Regions from separate parts of the Homo sapiens genome. Here region 2 is linked to region 1. A link is a loop called in an ENCODE intact Hi-C map of the cell type or tissue named here. Cell type or tissue: CD14-positive monocyte. All regions are shown on one strand. Links, peaks and the distances in the headings refer to the core of each region. The heading gives the core; the rest is flanking DNA.

Region 1 (11,255 bases), core at 1,985-9,984:
TCTATTTCCATAGTAAGTGTATTCAAGTCTTTAAGCCTACAGTACTTTTCTATCTTCCTAATTGACTCTTAACAGAGTCTCATCGCTACTTTATAGAAGAAAAGAATAGGTGCAGGTTTTCTAGTTGCAAACTGACCATACATCTTTTCCTTTCCTGACTACTGTCCTTTTCCATACTGGGACATTGCTCTTATTGTCAGTCCAACCTAGTCTTGTCTTTAGCTTCAATCCTAATTATTAAATACTGCAGGTGAGATGGTAATAGAGATAGATAGAACTAGATATATAGGTATTAGTCTCTAGTTTTGTTTTCCTGCCAAAGTGTTTCAGTTATTCTCTAGCACTTTTTATGCTCTTTTATAATAATATTTTAAGGCTATGTTTTTATTAGTTTTCCTTTTCTTTTTAAAAAAAATTTTTTTTAAATAAATGAGATAGGGTTTTGCCTTTTTGCCCAGGCTGGTCTTGAACTCTTGGGCTCAAGTGAGCCACCCACCTCTGCCTCCCAAAGTGCTGAGATTACAGGCTCAAGCCACTGCACCTGGCCTTTTTGAATTAGTTTTATTTGGAATTTTACAGGACATATTTGTTTTTTAAATCATCTGTCATGTTGAAACATTTTCAAATACAATCATACCCCCATTTTTTCCAGATCTTTTGAAGAGAATCTTTTGGCAACTTTAGCCCTCTAGCCCAAATCCAGAAATAACTAGAAAAAGATTCTGAGCTATGGAGCTATTTTATTGCCACAGAGTCTATGCTCTAAAGCAGTTCATTTAATGCCTGTTTACTCTGTGTTCATGGTCTCAAATTTTAACCTGCAAAAGAATCACCTGGAGAGCTGTTGACACTGATTCCTGGGCCCCTCTCTCATACATTCTGTATCAGTAGATCTAGGGTGGAGCCTGAGAATGTGAAGTCCCAACAATCCCACAGGTGGTATTGATGCCCATGCTACCAGTCCACAGACCACACCTTGAATGGCATGCACTTGTATCCCATGCACTACAATGAAAATAATTTTTCTGGTGTCTTCCTGCATAGAATATTAGAAGCAGTAAATTAGAGAGCTGTGACAAGAAAAGAAACTATTCTCACTAATAACAGCAAGAAGTGACTGCAAAAATGGAGGAGAGAGAGAACTGTCTAGGGCTGTTTAGGCTAGTAACAACAAGTACTACCATTTTTTGAGCACCTGTTATATGTTGAGCTCTATGCTAGGTGCATCACAAATATAATCTCAATCTTTAAAGCCACCCTGCAAAGTAGATATTCTGAACCCTCATTTTACATTTGTAGAAACTGTAGTACAATTAAGTGATTTACCTTGGACCACTTCACTATCATTTGAATCCAATTATATCTAGTTGCAAAGCCCACACTCTTTCCACTACATCCTGGTAACTGCTAGCCTGAGGTAAATTGAGTTTCACTTAATTCACTTAAATTCAGCACAGTAGAACCATTAATCCTAATGACTTTGAATCATTCAGTCAATACTGTATTTTGTTAAGAAGACAGGAAAAAACATATGTTTTGGGAAGATATTAATAAAAAGTGGTTAAAATAAAAATAGTTTTGGCATTTAAGAATTTTAAGCATTAAGCCAGGTGTGGGGTGCATGCCTATAGTCCCAGCTGCTTGGAGTCTGAGGTGGGAGGCTGTCTTGAGTCCAGGAGTTAGAGGCTGCAGTAAGCTGTGATTGTGTCACTGCACTTCAGTAGGTAAGAGAGCAAGACCCTGTCTCTTAAGAAAAAGTAAAGGAATTTTAAGCATTAGTTACTTGTAAAATTAACCTATATGGATTTTAACAGTGCTAGATAAATGGGCTTTTGCTGTGGTTGTGATTTATAATGCAAAAGAGAGGTGGTTCCACTTAATAGATTTTTAAGTAGTATTTTTGTATCTACTCTTACCAGGAGAGAATTCCTCTAATATTATTCCACAACAGATGGCCGCCCATATGCTGCGTTCTAGAAGCCTACCAGCATTCCCTACTTCTTCACTACTAACGCAATCACAAAAACTGACTGGAAGTTTGGGTTGTAGTATCGACAGGTTACAAAATATTGCAGATACTTATGTTGCCACCCAATCAAAGAAACAAAATTCTTTGGGGAGTTCCGACACACTGAAAAAAGGCAAAGAGGACGCATTCATCAGTAGCTGTGAGTCTGCAAAAACTGTTTGTGAAATGGAAGCTGTCCTCTCAGCCCAGGTCTCTGTCAGTGATGTCCCAAAGGGAGTGCTGGGATTTCCAGTGGTCAAAGCAGATCATAAACAGTTGGGAGCAGAACCCAGGTCAGAAGATGACAGTCCTGGGGATGAGTCCTGCCCACGCCGACCTGATTACCTAAAGGGATTGGCCTCCTTCCAGCGAAGCCACAGCACTATTGCAAGCCTTGGGCTAGCTTTTCCTTCACAGAACGGATCTGCAGCTGTTGGCCGTTGGCCAAGTCTTGTTGATAGAAACACTGATGATTGGGAAAACTTTGCCTATTCTCTTGGTTATGAGCCAAATTACAACCGAACTGCAAGTGCTCACAGGTACTTATGTGTTTTTGTACACTCCTCCCACCTTTATTTTACTATTCTTTAAAGACTCTCTACCCCTCTGGAAACGTCTTCATTATGCCACTTATAATACAACAAACAGAAAAGTTTATTTCTTTATATACATAATAATAACAAACAGAAAGATATATTTTTCCTTATTTTAAGACTAGATAATATTGAATTCCATATTTAACCAAAATCTAAACCATAAGTAGCACTTAAAAAATATATATTGTGGTTTAATTCCTTATAGTTATTAAGGAAAATTCTTCAGGACAGAGAAACGATAGGATTTATCTAGAGCTTTGACTCATGAGAATGATTCTGTCCACTTGGTGCTCATGTGAAGGTGGGAGTGATTTCTAGACTGGGCCTGTCCTGAGTAACATCTTACTTGATCAGAGACAAGTGACGGCTCCAGAAGGGAAGAGGAACAGGTGTCATAGGGTGGCTGCTCCATTCCACTCAGGTAATTATAATGCAGGTCTTAGTGCTGAACATTGGCAGTTCTTCTCTGGATGAAGTCAGAAGAAAGCTAAAATGGCCTCAGAAAGCAATACCAGTGTTTCCCAGGACAGGCTGTCACCAGACTGCACAGAGTCCTCCATGTTATGACAGACATTGCCTAGGCGTTGTATTTCTTCAGCCATTTTCCTTCTGCTACCCCAGTTTGTTCTCTCTCCAGAAACTTAAGGTTCCTCTGTCACCTGGACACAGATGACCTTGCTTTGGTGATGAGATATCCCCCTTATATTTTCCTCTACTTCTGCTATCGCAGACCCATAACTTTATATGGAGCTGAAATGCAGCAGTGCTAGAGAGCATTCCTTTTATGAAAAAAATCTCCTTTCACCAGGAGCTTCCAGAAGTTTCACCTGGGCTAAACCCAGCAGCATTTGTTAGGATATTTAGATGGAGGTTTTATTTTCACACTTGGTTCTTGAGAGGATATTCTGTAATGCTAGATTCTTCCCCTGTACCAATATTTGCCTCTCTTCTCTGTGAGTGAACTGGGTTTTTCTGACATGCCTAGACTCCTAATAAAGCTGTTTCTTCCTTGGTGAAAAAAAAAAAAAAAACATTTCCAATAGCATCTCAAGTAGCAATGTCCAGTGAAACTTTCTGCAATGATGGACATGTTTTATTCATGCTGTCTAATACAGTCAGCACTAGCCACATATGCCTACTGAGCACTTGAAATGTGGCTGATGCAACTGAGGAACTGAATTTTTAGTTTAAATAAATAGCATAAGTGACAGTGACTACTGTATTAGACATCAGAGATGTACAATTGAATAGTGTTAGTAGACTATATGCCCAAAAAAATCAATGATAAAAAGTGATGGTAAATTTGTTAATCACAGTTAAATTAGGAAACATTTCTTAAGCATTATGAACATTTGTTTCACCTGTTAAAAAATGCTACTACTTGTCACAGTTCCTAAGGTAATCATCAAGTACTTTTCTTGTCATGTTAGTAAGACTTTTTTGGTCTCTGTTTTAGTGTAACTGAAGACTGTTTGGTACCTATATGCTGTGGATTATATGAACTCCTAAGTGGGGTTCTTCTTATCCTGCCTGATGTTTTGCTTGAAGATGTGATGGACAAGCTTATTCAAGCAGATACACTTTTGGTCCTCGTTAACCACCCATCACCAGCTATACAACAAGGTGTTATTAAAGTAAGGGCAAATACTAGATATGTTATTTTAATTCAGAAAAATAAATATATATGTAATTTAAAATTTTGAGTATATACATTAAAGTAGACCTAAATCTCTCTTTTATATTTTAGAATAATGAACTAATATAGTTTGTTACTTAATACTCATATATTTTTAAACTTTTTTTATTTTGATAGCTTTAGGGATACAGGGGTTTTTGGTTACATGGTCATATTTTTGCATCATCCAGCTTTAAGTCCCCCTCCATATGTTGGTTCATATCAATATGTCTTTTAAATCTACCAATAAATCCCCATATCTGAACACTTAGTAAATCTCTTTTGTAAAAATTACAAGGAATACGTGGTTCATTGGAAATCTCTTCTTCAGTGTACTATCAAATTTTAGACATTTACTTCAGCTCTCAGCTTAGATGACACCTTTTCAAAAAGACCTTCCCTGATGATCTTATCAAAATAACTTCCCTCTAATCTTACTTATTATTTATTCTATCATAGCATCCTATTTATGTCTTGTAATTATCTTATTAATCTGTGTACTTGTTTTTTAAATTTCTCACAAATATAAGCTCCATGAGGGTGGGCATCTTGTGTAATAGGTACTAAGTATATTATTGAATGAGTAAATGCTTGATATGAATAGTTTCCATTAGAAAACAACCCAATATTAAAATAATCTTGTAAAGATTCTCATTTTTCTTTAGTTTGCTTGGATGTAGGTATTGTTTAATCACTTGCAATACAACCTAGTATTGAGCTCGCATTTCATGTGTAAGTCCCTGAGCTAGTTGCAATATAGTATATAAAGGGAAATAATATAAGCCCCTACATTCAAGAATTTCACAGTCTAGAAGGGAGAGTCTCATACTTAACTAAGTAAAACGTAAGAAATTCTGTGATGAGTACTGCAGTGGCAGTATTAATAGAGAATTGAGCATAGGGGAAACGGAAGGATTCATGGAAAAAGTATATTTTGTGTTATGCTGTAAACTTAGAAAGCTTTTTTAGTAGGGGAATAAATAGATGTGTGTCTGGGGGAAAGGAGTCTATCACTACTGTGAGAGTCATTGAAGGGGAGAAAGAGGTGGAAGGATTAATTTGGTATTACACGTGTTGCATTTAAGATGCTAGAGAAGGGTGGAAATTCAGGCCTGTGCTCAGGATAAATAATCTGTCAAGAAGCCTAGAAGTAGAGGTCTAGGATAGATATAGATACAGATATAGATATAGATATAGATATAGATATAGATATAGATATAGATATAGATATAGATATAGATTTGCAGAGAGAGCATAGTTTACGGATTTTTTCCCTCTCAGCATTAGGTACAAATATTCTATTTATACTCAACTAAGGCTGCCAGTCTACCAGGTGTCCATGCTCAGCTAAAAATGCCAGTTTCCCCATGAGAGAAACATTAAGATCTCCAAGATGGAGTCATCATTAGCATTCCACAGTAGCCAAAGACAAATTCATTTCTGCTTTGCTGTGGTGGTGGCATTTTTTTAAGCTTTCTGTGTTCTTCTGTACATATGAACTTAATTTACAAATACAGTTGTGTTACACTGATTTGTATATATTATATTTAATTTTAATGCATTATCTAAATTGACTTAAATTTTTTGTTTAGCTATTAGATGCATATTTTGCTAGAGCATCTAAGGAACAAAAAGATAAATTTCTGAAGAATCGTGGATTTTCCTTGCTAGCCAACCAGTTGTATCTTCATCGAGGAACTCAAGAATTGTTAGAATGCTTCATCGAAATGTTCTTTGGTCGACATATTGGCCTTGATGAAGAGTAAGTGTGTTCTTCCCTCCACTATAATTGGGAATCTTTTGTCTTTTTTCTTTTCTTTTCTTTTCTTTTCTTTTCTTTTCTTTTCTTTTGAGACGGAGTCTCGCCCTGTTGCCCAGGCTGGAGTGCAATGGTGCAATCTCGGCTCACTGCAACTTCCGCCTCCCAGGTTCAAGCGATTCTCCTGCCTCAACCTCCTGAGTAGCTGGGATTACAGGCACGTACCACCATGCCCGGCTAGTTTTTTGTATCTTTAGTAGAGATGGGGTTTCACCATGTTGGCCAGGCTGGTCTCAAACTCCTGACCTCGTGATCTGCCTGCCTTGGCCTCCCAAAGTGCAGGGATTACAGGTGTGAGCCACTATGCCTGGCTTTTTTTTTTTTTTTTTTTTTTTTTTTTGAGACAATGTCTCACTCTGTCACCCAGGCTGGAGTGCAGAGAGACACAGTCATGCCTCAGCTCATTGCAGCCTTGAACTCCTAGATTCAAGGGATCCTCCTGCCTCAGCCTCTTGAGTAGCTAAGATTACAGGCACGCACCACCACACTTGGCTAATTTTTTTTACTTTTAGTGGAGATGGGTCTTGCAGTGTTTCCCAGGCTGGTCTCAAACTCCTGACCTCAAGCCATCCTCCTGCCTTGGCCTCCCAAAGTGTTGGGATTATAGGTGTGGGCCACCACACCCGGCAAGGTCTTTTGTCTTAAATGTAAAATTTAGTGAACTCACTCTTAACGAAATCTTTTGGTCACCTTTAGAAAAAATCTGCTAAAAGTAATTTTCCAGGTAAATCAATGTATTATTTGCCATATGATGTTCTTTCTAATATAACTTCATCCTTTATAGTTCATTCACTAGTTAGAAACTAGAAACAAATAAAAGCTGCATCAGATGAAAGTGATAGCTAAGATTTGGCAGATAGTATTAACATGAGAAGATTAACTGAAAAGACAGGTGAGGCTGGGCGTGGTGGCTCAAGCCTGTACTCCCAACACTTTGGGAGGCAGAGGCAGGTGGATCACCTGAGGTCAGGAGTTCAAGCCTGACCAACATGATGAAACTGTCTGTACTAAAAATACAAAATTTGCTGGGCGTGGTGGCACATTCATGTAATCCCATCTGCTTGAGAGGCTGAGGCAGGAGAACCGCTTGAACCCAGAAGGCAGAGGTTACAGTGAGCCAGGATTGCACAATTGCACTTCAGCCTGGGCAACAAGAGTGAAACTCCATCTCAAAAAAAAAAAAAAAAAAAAGAAAAGAAAAGAAAAAAAGATAGCTCATGTATTCTCAGTGACAGATTACATAAAGGATCCATATAGGAACGCCTTACTCTCCTCAGAGCCTTCAGGTCATCTGGGAGAGGAGTAAATCCCTCACCTAGAATTCCTGGATACACTGATTGCTGAGTTTTGACCCTGGTAGAATGCTGATGGATTAGCAAATAAGTGTAAAAATAAAAGAATATTTTTCTCCCAAACCAAAAGTTTGGCAGAAATTAAGCTGTAATTTCTGTTTATGATAGAATAGAGAGAAACGTGTGTCTCCTTATTGTGATAGACAAATTCAGACCTTAAAGAATTTACTAAATTGTTATGGTAGTTTCAATGCTACTTTTCATTTACATACAACTTTTGGCTTTCACGAAACAATTGTGCATTACTTTATTTGATTCTCACAATAGCCTTGAGAAGAAAAGAGGACATATATCACCACATATTTTTGACAGATAAGGAAAATGAGGCACAAAATACTTAGCTAATTTCATTCCATCCCAGAGGCAAGTTGTATTGGGATAAGAACTCGAGAATCATTCCCTTTTGCTAGACCTCTTTTTACTAGCTCACTGTCTCTCAAATACTATGTAAAATAATAATAATAATTTTCCTGTGCACTTGAAGCCCCCAAACATAGTTTCTTTGGACATAAAGGGCTCATGGATGAATTAAAATAAATCAGTTAAAACCAAGAAATTGTATGCATATTTCACTTGAATGTTTGTGTATTTATCTTGGGATGGACTTCTAGCAACAGCTTTTACCCTATTATTGGAGGGACTCTGTCATTTTAAAAACAGGTTAAGAATCCTTACTCCCCCAACTTGTTTTTATGACTTCAAAATCAAGTTAGCAAGATGACCCATAGTTGCTATCATATTTTCTTATTTTGTGATTGTTTCTAATGTGCTCTTAACTGTATTATTTATTATAGATTTGATCTGGAAGATGTGAGAAACATGGGATTGTTTCAGAAGTGGTCTGTCATTCCTATTCTGGGACTAATAGAGACCTCTCTATATGACAACATACTCTTGCATAATGCTCTTTTACTTCTTCTCCAAATTTTAAATTCTTGTTCTAAGGTAGCAGATATGTTGCTGGATAATGGTCTACTCTATGTGTTATGTAATACAGTAGCAGCCCTGAATGGATTAGAAAAGAAGTAAGTTTAAAATTATTATTTAAAATTACATCTGATAAATACTTTAGAACAGGAAAACTTTAGTATTAGTTTACTTTACTACATGAGTTTACCTATGTAAGAAGCCTTTCTGTGTACCTCTGAACCTAAAATAAAAGTAAAAAAATAATAATAACAGAAAGAAAGAAAAAAAAAGCAAGAAATTGTATTTACTGAATGTCCCTGTATGCTACTTTATTAACTGGCCCAAGTTAGTTTCTAACCCTTTCTTGATTTGGAAAACCCAGATGGAGAGAAGCATTGTAGGCCTAATATCGTACATTGAGGTAGATTATCAAGATTAAGATTGAAGACCAGAAGTAACTAATTCATATTTATTGGATATTTATAAATAATATAAATGCAAATCTATTACCTCTTTTAGTCCTAAAAATAACCCTAATTTATACAAGTGAGATTCAGAGAGGTTAATTAATTTAGTCAAATTCACCTTCTCTGAAAAGTCTTCGCAGAATGTTCCTGTTCATACCCACACAATCTTCATCCTTAGTGTGGACTAGAAACTGCCTATGTGTTCTTATAGTATCGTGTATTAATCTCTAGTGTTACACTTACAACCATTTACTATTTATAGTAATCTGTTTACTTGTCCAGTTCTCTGTAAAACTATGTATTTCTGACAGGTGTCAAAGTGTATCTTATTTCTATTTCTAGCATACATACTACATATTACTTGCCATAGAATAAGCATGAATAAATACTGAATGACTGCATGAATGAGTGCAAGCTGGTCGAACAGGAATTTAAACCATTTAAATCAGTTAGCTGTGTCTTAAATTATTTGTTCTTTTTCTTATAAATGTTCTGTTTTCTTCTTTTGTTGTTATCTTTAGCATTCCCATGAGTGAATATAAATTGCTTGCTTGTGATATACAGCAACTTTTCATAGCAGTTACAATTCATGCTTGCAGTTCCTCAGGCTCACAATATTTTAGGGTTATTGAAGACCTTATTGTAATGCTTGGATATCTTCAAAATAGCAAAAACAAGAGGACACAAAGTAAGATTTAATTTTTATGAATTTGGGGAGGGAGTTGTATAACAGACAAACCTGTTATTTGAGCACAATCTCTTTCTTCTTAGAAACTCTTTTACTAAAAGTTTAACATTAATTTTGTAATAGTATCTATCAGTTTTTAAAAAGAAGCCTAAAAAGGCTTGAAAAAGTGGCAAAAATAGAAAAAGTGATTCCCCCATGTAGTTAGTAGTTGGCAATACATAAGTGAAAGATGTCACTGATTTTTCTTACCAAGTAGAATTTAAAAGTGTATGTTGCATAGTAATACCCTTTAGTTTTCTTTAATGGTAATTATTAAAGTGAATATGAAACAAAAAATATGATAATTGCCGGTTAAACTTTTGCCTTATATAGAAAAAAAGCCTGTTCTTTGAAACAATTTTTAAAATGAAATAAATTTATGAGCTAATATTTTTCCATTGAAGGTTTTTTAGTGACCATTTGTAAATTTGCTTTAAAATTGCTTTTAACAAGAATTTAAAAATGTCTACTACCATCATCCCCATGCTGATCAAAATTTAAAAATTTATATCAAAACATTATTGTCATGATACATAAAATCAGTTCAATTAAAAAATTAGTAACCACATAGCTTGAAAACATTCTAGTATCTTCTGTTTTTAGATATGGCTGTTGCACTACAGCTTAGAGTTCTCCAGGCTGCTATGGAATTTATAAGGACCACCGCAAATCATGACTCTGAAAACCTCACAGATTCACTCCAGTCACCTTCTGCTCCCCATCATGCAGTAGTTCAAAAGCGGAAAAGCATTGCTGGCGAGTATTGAAATCATATTTTAATAACCATAAATTGAGGCTAGCTTGACTTTCCTATGTTCTTATGCCATTCACACTTTTAAAATATTTCTTGTTTTACATAAAATTTAAGAAAGATTTTTTCCTGAAGGAAACTATTCTGCTCCTTACTTTTAGTGCTTTTCTCATTCAGTTATTTCTTGAGCACCTGCCTACCATGTGCTGAGCATTGTGCTAAATATTGGAGATACAATGATGAAAAAAACAGACACAGATTCTGCCCCTGCAGAGATTGTAAAATAGTAGGGAAATGTAGAGGGTAGGAATAGAGATTATAACAGGGCAATCTACATCAGGAGTTAGGGAAGTCTCTGAGAAAGGTGTCCAGCAATCATGTTGTGGCATGCAGGAAGCTGAGCATTAATGCTAGAACTGATAAAGAATCTGTTTCTACTCAGGACAAAAGAGATGTACAACTGGGAGGGCAGCTAAAGAAGAAACAGTGCATTCAGATATTAAATAAGGAAGAATGTCATCAAATAATAAACATTAATATTGTTAGTCTTCCTTATTTTTTCTACAAAATCTGCTATCATCTTTACCCAGAAAGATAACATGAACACCACATACACAGGATATACACACATACATATATATACATAGTGGATAAATATGCATGTACACATGCACACACACACACCATCTCCAGAGTATTTGGTAAATTGTTTGAAATTTAATCACTCTTACTGTCTTAAATTCACTTAAGTTCAAATCTTTCTTTCACCCGTGTTAAGCTACTTCTGTGTTCAATGCTATGCAAAAATTTTAAACCATGTGAAAAACTCACTTGTAAAGAAAAGCTACCAAGTACCCATTGTTTTGCAGTAGTATGTTTAAATTATGCTAAATCAAACTTATATAAATAAAACTTCTAAAACATCTATGTAACTAAACTTACTGCCCTCTA
Region 2 (11,255 bases), core at 2,095-10,094, 61 kb after region 1:
TCACTATTGAAGTTCAAAACAATCAGAGCTGTATAAAAAGCATTTCAATAAAGCACTCCTCTTTAAATATTCTATGAGAAGTGGCTGTTCATATCCTTTGCCCACTTTTTCATGAGGTCGTTTGTTTTTTTCTTGTAAATTTGTACCAGTTCCTTGTAGATTCTGGATATTAGACCTTTGTCAGATGGGTAGATTGCAAAAATTTTCTCCCATTCTATAGGTTGCTTGTTCACTCTGATGGTAGTCTCTTTTGACGTGCAGAAGCTCTTTAATTAGATCCCAGTTGTCAATTTTGGCTCTTATTGCAATTGCTTTTGGCCTTTTCGTCATGAAATCTTTGCCCGTGCCTATGTCCTGAATGGTATTGCCTAGATTTTCTTCTAAGGTTTTTATGGTTTTGGGTTTTACATTTGTCTTTAATTCATCTTGAGTTAATTTTTGTATAAGGTGTAAGGAAGGGGTCCAGTTTCAGTTTTCTGCATATGGCTAGCCAGTTTTCCCAGCACCACTTATTAAATAGGGAATCCTTTCCCCATTGCTTGTTCTTATCAGGTTTGTTGAAGATCAGATGGTTGTAGATGTGTGGTGTTATTTCTTAAGTCTCTGTTCTATTCCATTGGTCTATATGTCTGTGTTGGTACCAGTATCATACTGTTTTGGTTACTGTTGGAAAAAAGCTCAGGATCACTGATCATTAGAGAAATGCAAATCAAAACCACAAGGAGATACCATCTCACACCAATCAGAATGGCGATTATTAAAAAGTCAAGGAACAATGGATGCTGGTGAGGCTGTGGAGAAATAGGAACGCTTTTACACCGTTAGTGGGAATGTAAATTAGTTCAACCCTTGTGGAAGACAGTGTGGCAATTCCTCAAGGATCTAGAACCAGAAGTACCATTTGACTCAGCAATCCCATTACTGGGTATATACTCAAAGGAATATAAATCATTCTACTCTAAAGACACATGCACTCGTATGTTTATTGCAGCACTATTTACTATAGCAAAGACATGGAACCAACACAAATGCCCATCAATGATAGACTAGATAAAGAAAATATATACCATGAAATACTATGCAGCCGTAAAAAATAATGAGATCATGTCATTTGCAGGGACATGGATGAAGCTGGAAGCCCTCATCCTCAGCAAACTAACACAAGAACAGAAAACCAGACACCGCTTGTTCTCACTCATAAGTGGGAGTTGAACAATGAGAACACATGGACACAGGGAGGGGAAAAACACACCCTGGGGCCACGCGGTGGAGTTGGTGGGGATGGGAGAGAGAGCATCAAGACAAAACCTAGATGATGGGTTGATAGGTGCAGCAAACCACCATGGCACACGTATACCTATGTAACAAACCTGCACGTTCTGCACATGTATCCCAGAACTAAAGTAAAAAAAAGAAAGGAGAATAATGATCATAAATATGCTATGATATAAAACAGTTGCCCTTGTATCTTTCTGTGTCATTGAAAAACTAGAAGTTTAAACTCTGCAACTCATATAAAAGGAAGTTCCTTTTATATGAATTCCTGGCAAGGAATTGTGAATGATAAATTATAACTAAAATTTAGCACACACATTTTTCTCAACTTTATTTGTTGATTTTTTTTGTTTTTGTTTTTGTTTTTTTGAGACAGAGTCTTGCTTTGTTGCCCAGACTGAAGTGCAGTGGCGTGATCTCGGCTTACTGCAAGCTCTGCCTCCCAGGTTCATGCCATTCTCCTGCCTCAGCCTCCCGAGCAGCTGGGACTGCAGGCACCCGCCACCACGCCCAGTTAAATTTTTTTGTATTTTTAGTAGAGACAGGGTTTCACCATGTTAACCAGGATGGTCTTGATCTCCTGACTTCATGATCCGCCCGCCTCGGCCTCCCAAAGTGCTGGGATTACAGGCTTGAGCCACCGCGCCCGGCCTTTCTCAACTTTAATATTGATAGATTTGGATCCCACAGGGGAGCCACAAAAAAACACTGTTAGACAAAATTTTAGAAGCTTGTTTTCAAAATGCCTGACCCTAACGTCTCTGTTCCCACATGAGCATTCCTGAAGCTCTTAAGCTTTTCCAGAGATACTCATTTTTTAGACCACTATGATATCATTTAACATGTCCCCTAAATAGTCTGACAGAATTATTAGAGCTCCTAAAGTGGCACGATTTTTTTAAAAGATAGTCTATACGTCAGTGATGCCTTTTTTTTCATTTATTTGGAAAATGACATAAGCAAGTTTCACTAAAAATCAGGTTTTTTACAGAAATGACTGAAAATTGCTTAATATATTATTTTTATTTTATGTAGCATTTCCTCTGAAGAGTTGAAAGTAAAATAATGGGTTAAACTCTTAAATGTATAAAAGGAGGGAATCCATTAAAAAAGAAGAGTTCAGTAGAGGATAAAACAGTCATAAGGAGAACAAAAAGAATAGAACTATTTGGGGAAACTCTTTAAAAGGGCATCATGTCTTTTCTTCTTCATTTTGAAACTTTTTAATAACTGTTTTTGCTTGAAGTGGAGGAAACCTTTTCATTACCGTTCGTGGGCAGCCAAATGGGTATCTCTCTAGAGTCTTCACTCACCTTTCTTCCCCCAAATCCTATTGTTCTTCAAGCTCTACCTTTTATTTTTCACTGACAATTCTTTCTCATCTCTTTTCTTCTCTAGTACTGGCTAGAGATTCTCTAATCCTCGCAATATGTTCCATAGATAAACACTTTCCCTTTCACTCATCACGTATCTATTTGAGATGAGAACCTGCTATGTTCCAGGCACATAGATGAATCAGAGGTGTTCCCTCTCTTCAAGGAGCTCATAGCTGAGTGAGGTTTCCTGTGCTACATGTGGTCTTGATTTCTATTACCATATGTACATATGGCTTGTCATACTACCAAATTACAGTCCTCCAGTAAGTATCAACTTTAGTTTAGGTATTTCAACTAGAAATAAGAAATGTACTAAATTTTTTTCTCTGCTCAAATTTCAAGGAATTTTGAATTATTAACCACATATTTTCATGCAAATTAGGCCAGAACCACAGAGTAAAACTCAAATAAGGGACAAATATTTCTATACGCTAAGCATGGGGAAGTAAAAAAAAATGCGTAAAATAATTATTGCCCTTACAGAGCTTATAATCCATATTACTTTCTCTTACTTTGTTTAGAGCTTAAATTAGAAGTAATTCTACACTTACCACCTTTTAAAAAGCCATACTTTTTATTTTTCTTCATTTTAGAGTCCTTTGTCATGGATAAAAGGCTTGAAATGGGGGGAATACGTGGGTTCCCCCAGTGCTCCAGTACCTGTGGTCTGCTTCAGCCAGCCCCACGGAGAAAGATTTGGCTCTCTCCAGGCTCTGCCCACCAGAGCAATCTGTGGTTTGTCACGGAATTTCTGTCTTCTGATGACATATAGCAAGGAACAAGGTAAAATAAAATGTAACGAAGATCATTCTGGATATATCTTTCGTGAGATTTGAGTATTTCTAGCTCATCTGTGCTGCTACTTTGAGTCCTTGGTGGAAAAACTCAGCTCAAATTTGTGGTTATTTAGTGCAAAGTAGGAATGAAAACATGCTACATGAAAAAACAGAGAGTTAAATGCAGTGCTATTTGAAATGAGAGGAGGAACTTGAAGGGGACAAGAATAGATGGTTATGTTCACAAAATGAAGATGTTATCGATTTGGCAGAAATGTACACTTTGAGGCTGTTGAGCCCCAGAATAGACAGACGTATTTGACCAACAAATCTACCATCTCAGAAGATATAGTCATGGGTTTAAGCAACAAACACAACAAGGATGTCGAGATAGCCTTGAAAATAGGTTTTAAAGACACGTATTCCTGAAAACCAATCCTTTTCTGACTCCCCACATACTGACTCACTAAAAGCAACATGTGGGAAAGTGCTGTGCAGTAGAGGCCTCTTCATGTTTCTAAATGTCAACTAGACACTGGAAAACTAGGGACATTTTGCATTTGAGCAGTCCCTCAGCCATTCCAAATTAGCCATTTCACTAGAAACAAAAGAACTCTTCCTACTTACTGTGGACATGGGGCACCAAAATGAATGACCTAGGGCACTCATCTGTTTCTATCAGGTTAAATGCAGACTTGCCTAAAAGCCAGTGTGTGGACTAGATGCCTGTTAGCAGCCAGCACTGCTGGCAATTACCATTACCTTCTGTGCACTGTGCTCTTTGGGAGCCATATATAGCCTTCCACCCAACCTGCAATACAAAGGTGCCAGCACCCAGAGAAAACATCAGTCACTTAAAGAAATTAGGTATGCTAGCTGGGCCATAGTTCTTTTAGGCTCACTCTTATTTCTGTCATGAAATGAATGATTGTTTTATAGTTGTTAGAAATAAGAGAGGATGCATACCGTTTTATCTATGTTTAGTGAGTTAATAGGATAGGGTAGAACTGTTTAATCATAATTATTGTGTTATCAATGGTTCATTCTTACTAGTATGTTACAATTAGTTATGAGGCAATTTACAAGTAATTTACTAATAATACCAAAGTACCAACATGTGTGAATTATTTACCTTTAAAAAATTAGAGTACAGTAGGCTGGGTGCGGTGGCTCAAGCCTGTAATCCCAGCACTTTGGAAAGCTGAGGCGGGCAGATCACGAAGTCAGGAGATCGAGACCATCCTGGTTAACACGGTGAAACCCCGTCTCTACTAAAAATACAAAAAAAAATTAGCCGGGCGTGGTGGCGGGCTCCTGTAGTCCCAGCTACTCGGGAGGCTGAGGCAGGAGAATGGCGTGAACCCATGAGGCGGAGCTTGCAGTGAGCCAAGATCGCACCATTGCACTCCAGCCTGGGAGACAGAGCAAGACTCCGTCTCAAAAAAAAAAAAAAAAAAAAATTAGAGTACTGTAAAGTTTCTCTCTGTTGAGCAAAAGAGAAAGAGCAGGTATTATCACTTTGCATTATGGGACTTAAGCATGTCAAACATATTCTAAGCCTATCTTATTTGTGCCACTACAGTCATGAACCCTTAGTGTGCCCTTAATAGCTATGTTCGCTCAAATTACACTTAATTTCTTCGCACAATGTATTTGGAATTTGTCAGAACCTGGGTATGTCCAGAGCAGTAGTTTAATAGAACAGTTTCCTCCATGGCCTCCACAGGCAGTTCCTGAGTTTTGCATCCTTGCCCTGCTGCTTACTAGCTATGTGGCCTTGGGGAAGTTAACTTCGTGCTTTGCAAATCCTGGCTTTTGATCTATAAAGTAGGAATAACAAAATAATTTACCTCACAGGGTAATTTTCTGTAAGGATTCAATACAATAATGTATGGGGATGATTAGCACAGTGCCTGGTTCATTCTAAGTGCTTAATAAATGCTTATTGGCCTGTAAATACCCTAGGGTCTGGGAGAGGTCAGTGTTTACTACATACACTCAACACTAGACCCAGCAAGGAACAGTCCACATAGACATTCTAGAGAGGCATTGACTGAACAATGTTGTAGCTTACAGATGAAAGTTAGGTCACTTGTTAACACAAGAGACACACTGCATCAGAATCTCTGGGGCTTGAGTCCAAGCTTATACATGCTGAAAATCAATTTTAGATTCAATTTTAATAGATCCTATTTAAGATATACTGTCCTAATAGTTAAAGGAGAAGTTTCTTTTTCTGAAAGAAAAAAAAAAAGATGATGCCTCTTGTGGTACTGGAATGAGAAACCTTGGTTTATGGAGCACTTGCTGCATGCCAGGCATCATGGCAGATTTTGAGAGGACTCAAGACTCATGATATGTGGTTCCTTTCCCTAGCAGCTTATATTTAGAGGAGTTTCTATTTAGTGAGTATATTCCAATTCTTTTGTTACAAAATGTTGTCAACATTTCTTATTTTACTCAGCAAAACAAAAAGCTGTGAATTGCCTATTTTCACTATGCTGTTGATTCATTCAAGAAATATTTATTTGTTATACTCATCTACTTCTGGGTATTCTGCTAGGTACTGGAATAAATAAAGCACATTGTCTCTCCTTTAGGAACTTAAAACATTGCAAGTTTCAAGGGCAGTACCATTTACAGCATATATGCTGCATTTAGCTATATTCAGCATACCAACAAAGCATAGATAATTAATAGTACTGGGAAATGATGTCAAAATTTCCAAATTTTTATGCCAAGAGAACATCATACTATGTTGTAAAAAAGAGAGAGGGCTGGGCACAGTGGCTCAAGCCTGTAATCCCAGCACTTTGGGAGGCCGAGGCGGGCAGATCACTTGAGGTCAGGAGTTCGAGACCAGCCTGGCCAACATGATGAAACCCCGTCTCTACTAAAAATACAAAAAAAAAATCAGCCGGGCATGGTGGCGAGCGCCTGTAGTCCCAGCTGCTGGGGAGGCTGAGGCACGAGAATCACCTGAACCCAGGAAGCGGAGGTTGCAGTGAGCCGAGATTGCGCCACGGCACTTCAGCCTGGGTGACAGAGCGAGACTCTGTCTCAAAAAAAAAAAAAAAAGAAGAAGAAGAGAAGAACAGAGCCTCCTTGAATTGAATGAAGGTCTACCATACACAGTCCTGCAGTTGACAGGATTAAATGATCCCTTCTCAGGCTAGGTGTTGCTTCCACTCTAGCAGTGTTATCTTCCTGCTACTAACAGTTGTCTATCCTGGGTATCTAGAAAGTTAAATAGTATCTAGTTCATATTTATTTTTAAAAGAAAAGGTGTCTCAGAACATGAATAGAGTAAGCTTCACTATTACTGTCTTTTATAATAATTTCTTAACAGAAATTTTAGTTCTGAGTCAAACAAATCCCAGTCAAAACAACACAAGTGAAAAAATATAATCCCACCCTGAGAACCCTGTTAGCATTAAAGGAATAAAACTAAAAAATTGTTCCATTTTAGAGATTTAAAGATGGTCTTGCACCAAATGATATGTTCTGCTATGTAAACTTCACCCTTTAATCTGCCAGTTTTGGGCTGTCATGTAACAGTCGAGCAGTGACAATCTGATACTTTTCTTTCTCCTTCTCCTTGAGGTGTGAGAAGCATGAACAGTACGGACATTCAGTGGTCAGCCATCCTGAGCTGGGGATATGCTGATAATATTTTAAGGTTGAAGAGTAAACAAAGTGAGCCTCCAGTAAACTTTATTCAAAGTTCACAACAGTACCAGGTAAACACTTTATTTTATTTTATTTATTTATTTTTAAGACGGAGTCTCACTCTGCCGCCCAAGCTGGAGCGCAGTGACACATCTTGGCTCACTGCAAGCTCCACCTCCCGGCTCACGCCATTCTCCTGCCTCAGCCTCCCAAGTAGCTGGGACTACAGGCACCTGCCACCACGCCCAGCTGACTTTTTGTATTCTTTTAGTAGAGACGGGATTTCATCGTGTTAGCAAGGATGGTCTCGATCTCCTGACCTTGTTATCTGCCCGCCTTGGCCTCCCAAAGTGCTGGGATTACAGGTGTGAGCCACCACACCTGGCCAACTTTTTTTTTAATTTTAGAGTGTCGCTCTGTTGCCCAGGCTGGAGTGCAAAAGCACACTCTCAGCTAACTGCACCCTCCACCTCCCAGACTCAAGTGATCCTCCTCCCTCAGCTTCCCAAGTAGCTGGGACTACAGGTGCGTGCCACCATGCCTGGATAATTTTTATATTATCTGTGGAGATAGGGTTTCTCCATGTTGCCCAGGCTGGCCTCAAACTCCTGGACTCAAATGATTCACCCGCCTTGGCCTCCCAGAGTGCTGGGATTACAGTGAGCCACTGTGTCTGGCCCATGTAAACGTTTTTGTGGTATCTTTATAATGGTTAATGCATAAAAATGAGTCAGACTGGCTGGGCACAGTGGCTCATGCCTGTAATCCCAGCACTTTGGGAGGCTGAGGCGGGCAGATCGCCTGAGGTCAGGAGTTCAAGACCAGCCTGGCCAACACGGGGAAAACCCATCTCTACTAAAAATACAAAAAAAATTAGCCAGGCATGGTGGCACATTCCTGTAATTCCAGCTACTCAGGAGGCTGAGGCAGGAGAATCGCTTGAACCCAGGAGGCAGAGGTTGCAGTGAGCCAAGATCACGCCATTGCATTCCAGCCTGGGTGACAAGAGCGAGACTCCATCTTAAAAAAAAAAGAGTCAGACTGATAGCAGCTAGGTTGGTTGGTTGGTTGGTTGGTTGGTTTGTTATGAGATGAAGTCTCGCTCCATCGCCCAGGCTGGAGTACAGTGGTGTGATCTGTGCCCACTGCAACCTCCGCCTCCCGGATTCAAGCAATTCTCCTGCCTCAGCTTCCGAAGTAGCTGGGACTACAGGCATGTGCCACCACACTTGGCTAATTTTTGTATTTTTAGTAGGGACGGGGTTTCACCATGTTAGCCAGGTTGGTCTCGAACTCCTGACCTCAGGTGATTCTCCCGCCTCAGCCTCCCAAAGTGCTGGGATTACATGCGTGAGCCACTGTGCCCAGCCAAGCAGCCAGTTTTTAATATCCTGCAATTTGTCCAGTCAAGAATCTGATGTTAGGCTGGGCATGGTGGCTCACGCCTGTAATCCTAGCACTTTGGGAGGCCAAGGTGCGGGGATCACCTGAGGTCAGGAGTTCGAGACCAGCCTGGCCAACATGGTGAAACCCTGCCTCTATGAAAAATGCAAAAATTAGCCACGCATGGTGGTGGGCACCTGTAAATCCCAGCTACTCGGGAGGCTGAGGCAGGAGAATCACTTGAACCTGGGAGGCAGAGGTTGCAGTGAGCTGAGATCGTGCCATTGCGCTCCAGCATCAGCAACCAGAGCAAAACTCCATCTCAAAAAAAAAAAAAAGAGAGAATCTGATGTTTATAGTACTTACAGACTTCCTAACTACCACTATTTGTGTCCCCCAAATTTGTTTTCTACCCATTTTCTCATTGAGAGAATATTATCAAAATCTCCTGCTCAACATCAGTGAAGGGCATAGTGTTTGAACCAAATCAGCATTGCCTTCTTCTCAGTGTTCACTCACCTTTGTCATTAGGTCATTTTCTGTAACCATAGTGCCATCTTTTATACCTGATTTTTCCTAAATGGACTGGTTATTCAGACATCATGTATAGTAGAAAGAACATTGGGCCTAAAGCCCTGTGATCTTTGTTAGTGTCCCAGCTTCGTTATATACTAACTGCAGCCTTTGACTAGTAACTTAATCTCTCCAAACTTGAGTTTCTTTCCTCCTCATTACAACCAAGATAATAGTACTCACACTTCTTTCTCAGAAAGCTGCTGTAAAATGTTTCCAGTGTTTGTGAAAGAAACTTGTAAACTGTAGCCAGGCGCGGTGGCTCAAGCCTGTTATCCCAGCGCTTTGGGAGGCCGAGGCGGGCGGATCACAAGGTCAGGAGATCGAGACCATCCTGGCTAACACAGTGAAACCCCGTCTCTACTAAAAATACAAAAAAAATTAGCTGGGCGTGGTGGCGGGCGCCTGTAGTCCCAGCTACTCGGGAGGCTGAGGCAGGAGAATGGCGTGAACCCGGGAGGCGGAGCTTGCAGTGAGCCAAGATTGCACCACTGCACTCCAGCCTGGGCAACAGAACGAGACTCTGTCTCAAGGGAAAAAAAAAAAAAAGAAACTTGTAAACTGTAAAATACCATGTAAATATACAGTATGCTGCTGCAACCGTTCCAGACTGTAAATCGTATGGACAGCCTTCTTTTTTGACTCTCTTTCCATGGGAAGTTCTCTTACCATTCATCCTCTGATTTCCATTACCTGCATAACACCTGCTGCCTTATCATGTGTCCTAAAATGTATCCCATTCCCTGAGCTCTTTAGAAATGGAGGAAGCTACTTAGGGGAATGTTTAGCAGTGAAAGCAAGAGGAGCAGTGCCTTGTTTGCATAACCCTCAATATCCCTGACCAAAATATTGCCACCATTTGTTATATAGCTTACCAGGAAACTGACAGAAGTAAGAATAAAGAGACAGTGAAAAACAACTTTACTAGGAACTTTAATAAGATTTTTTTTTTAGTTTTGAAACATCAGGCTGCATTAACCAGAGCCTTTGTATGCAGATAGAAATATATATATCCAAACACAAACAAGTTATAACCATAAATCATGGCAAAGCTTGTAGTATAACTAAATTGGAAATGAGTCTACAAAATAAATGAAAACACAAAAACATATTATAGAATCAGTATGTCCCTTACTGCACCCTTTTTGGGATTATTATAAATTGGGAAAAACAGACAAATATGTACAGTGGGAGTTAGATATACAATACATTCTACCTGTCAAAATACACTGACACAAATTTATGAGCAGATTTAACTCATTGCTGTCATCAGTAATCTGTATTTACAAACATCTTGACTTTCCAATGAAAAGTGAAGAAAAATGAAATCATCATCAGTATTAATTGAATGTTTTCAACGCAATGTTAAAGATATAACATAAGCTTTCAATCAAATTCTTTACACCTTTAATTACTAGGCATTCCTTCTATTTAAGAGTTGGGTACTGTTACATTAGATTGATGTGGTGTGAAGAGAGGACAAAGATGAACAAATAACTTTAAAGATGCTTTCCGATTCACTAATTTATTTTCACCAGTACAAAGACAAGCATTTAGTCAAATTGTTTTTGCCAAGTAAATTGACTTGTTAGTTTAGCAGATCCAAAGCTTGAATAAAGTTGTTTAAAATTCTTATTTTTATTTTTTTCTAGCTTTATTGGGATAAAATTGACAAATAAAATTGTATATATTTAAGGTATACAATGTGATGTTTTAATACATGTATATATACATTGTGAAATGATTACTACAGTCAGGCTAATTAACACATTCGTCACCTCACATAGTTAGCATTTTTTACGTGTGTGATGAGAATATTTAAGATCTACTATCTTAGCAAATTTCAAGAATACAACACAGTATTATTAACAGTAGTCACCATCCTCTACGTTAGATCTCCAGAACGTAATCATCCTGCACAACTGAAACCTGTACCCTTTGACCACCATCTCTCCATTCCACACACATTACCAGCACTCTCAGCCCCTGGCTACTGCTACTCTACTCTCTGTAGTTCAGCTTTTTTTAGATTCCACATAGGAGCAGGATCATACAGTATTTGTCTTTCTGTGCCTGGCAGATTTTACTTAATACAGTGTCCCCCAGGGTCATTTGTGTTATCACAAATAACAGGATTTCCATCTTTTTAAAGGCTGAATAATATTTCATGTATATAAAAGAATTTAAACATTGCAAAATTATT

Evidence for each region. A loop is a pair of places that touch in the nucleus more often than their neighbours do. Peaks named below come from ENCODE experiments on the same cell type or tissue, not always from the same donor. Only the 100,000 strongest peaks of a DNase experiment are listed, where the experiment ranks them.
Region 2: it touches region 1 in a loop (2.3-fold over the local background); 5 of 110 quality-filtered maps call a loop at or near these places.

The regions. Positions count from the first base shown.
Region 1 is chr1:235,750,264-235,761,518 of GRCh38, reverse strand. LYST (lysosomal trafficking regulator) reads left to right here. Exons shown (of 53, transcript NM_000081.4): 23 at 1,920-2,547; 24 at 4,061-4,238; 25 at 5,872-6,041; 26 at 8,245-8,475; 27 at 9,348-9,514; 28 at 10,157-10,309. Among named protein-coding and RNA genes, the nearest start is that of MIR1537, 97 kb to the left of the region's middle. In CD14-positive monocyte, for the core only: no CTCF peak of the experiment used is centred there; no DNase peak of the experiment used is centred there; H3K27ac peaks cover 3,038 bases.
Region 2 is chr1:235,689,262-235,700,516 of GRCh38, reverse strand. It overlaps LYST (lysosomal trafficking regulator), which reads left to right. Exons shown (of 53, transcript NM_000081.4): 46 at 3,245-3,434; 47 at 7,031-7,167. Among named protein-coding and RNA genes, the nearest start is that of GNG4, 45 kb to the right of the region's middle. In CD14-positive monocyte, for the core only: no CTCF peak of the experiment used is centred there; no DNase peak of the experiment used is centred there; H3K27ac peaks cover 1,040 bases.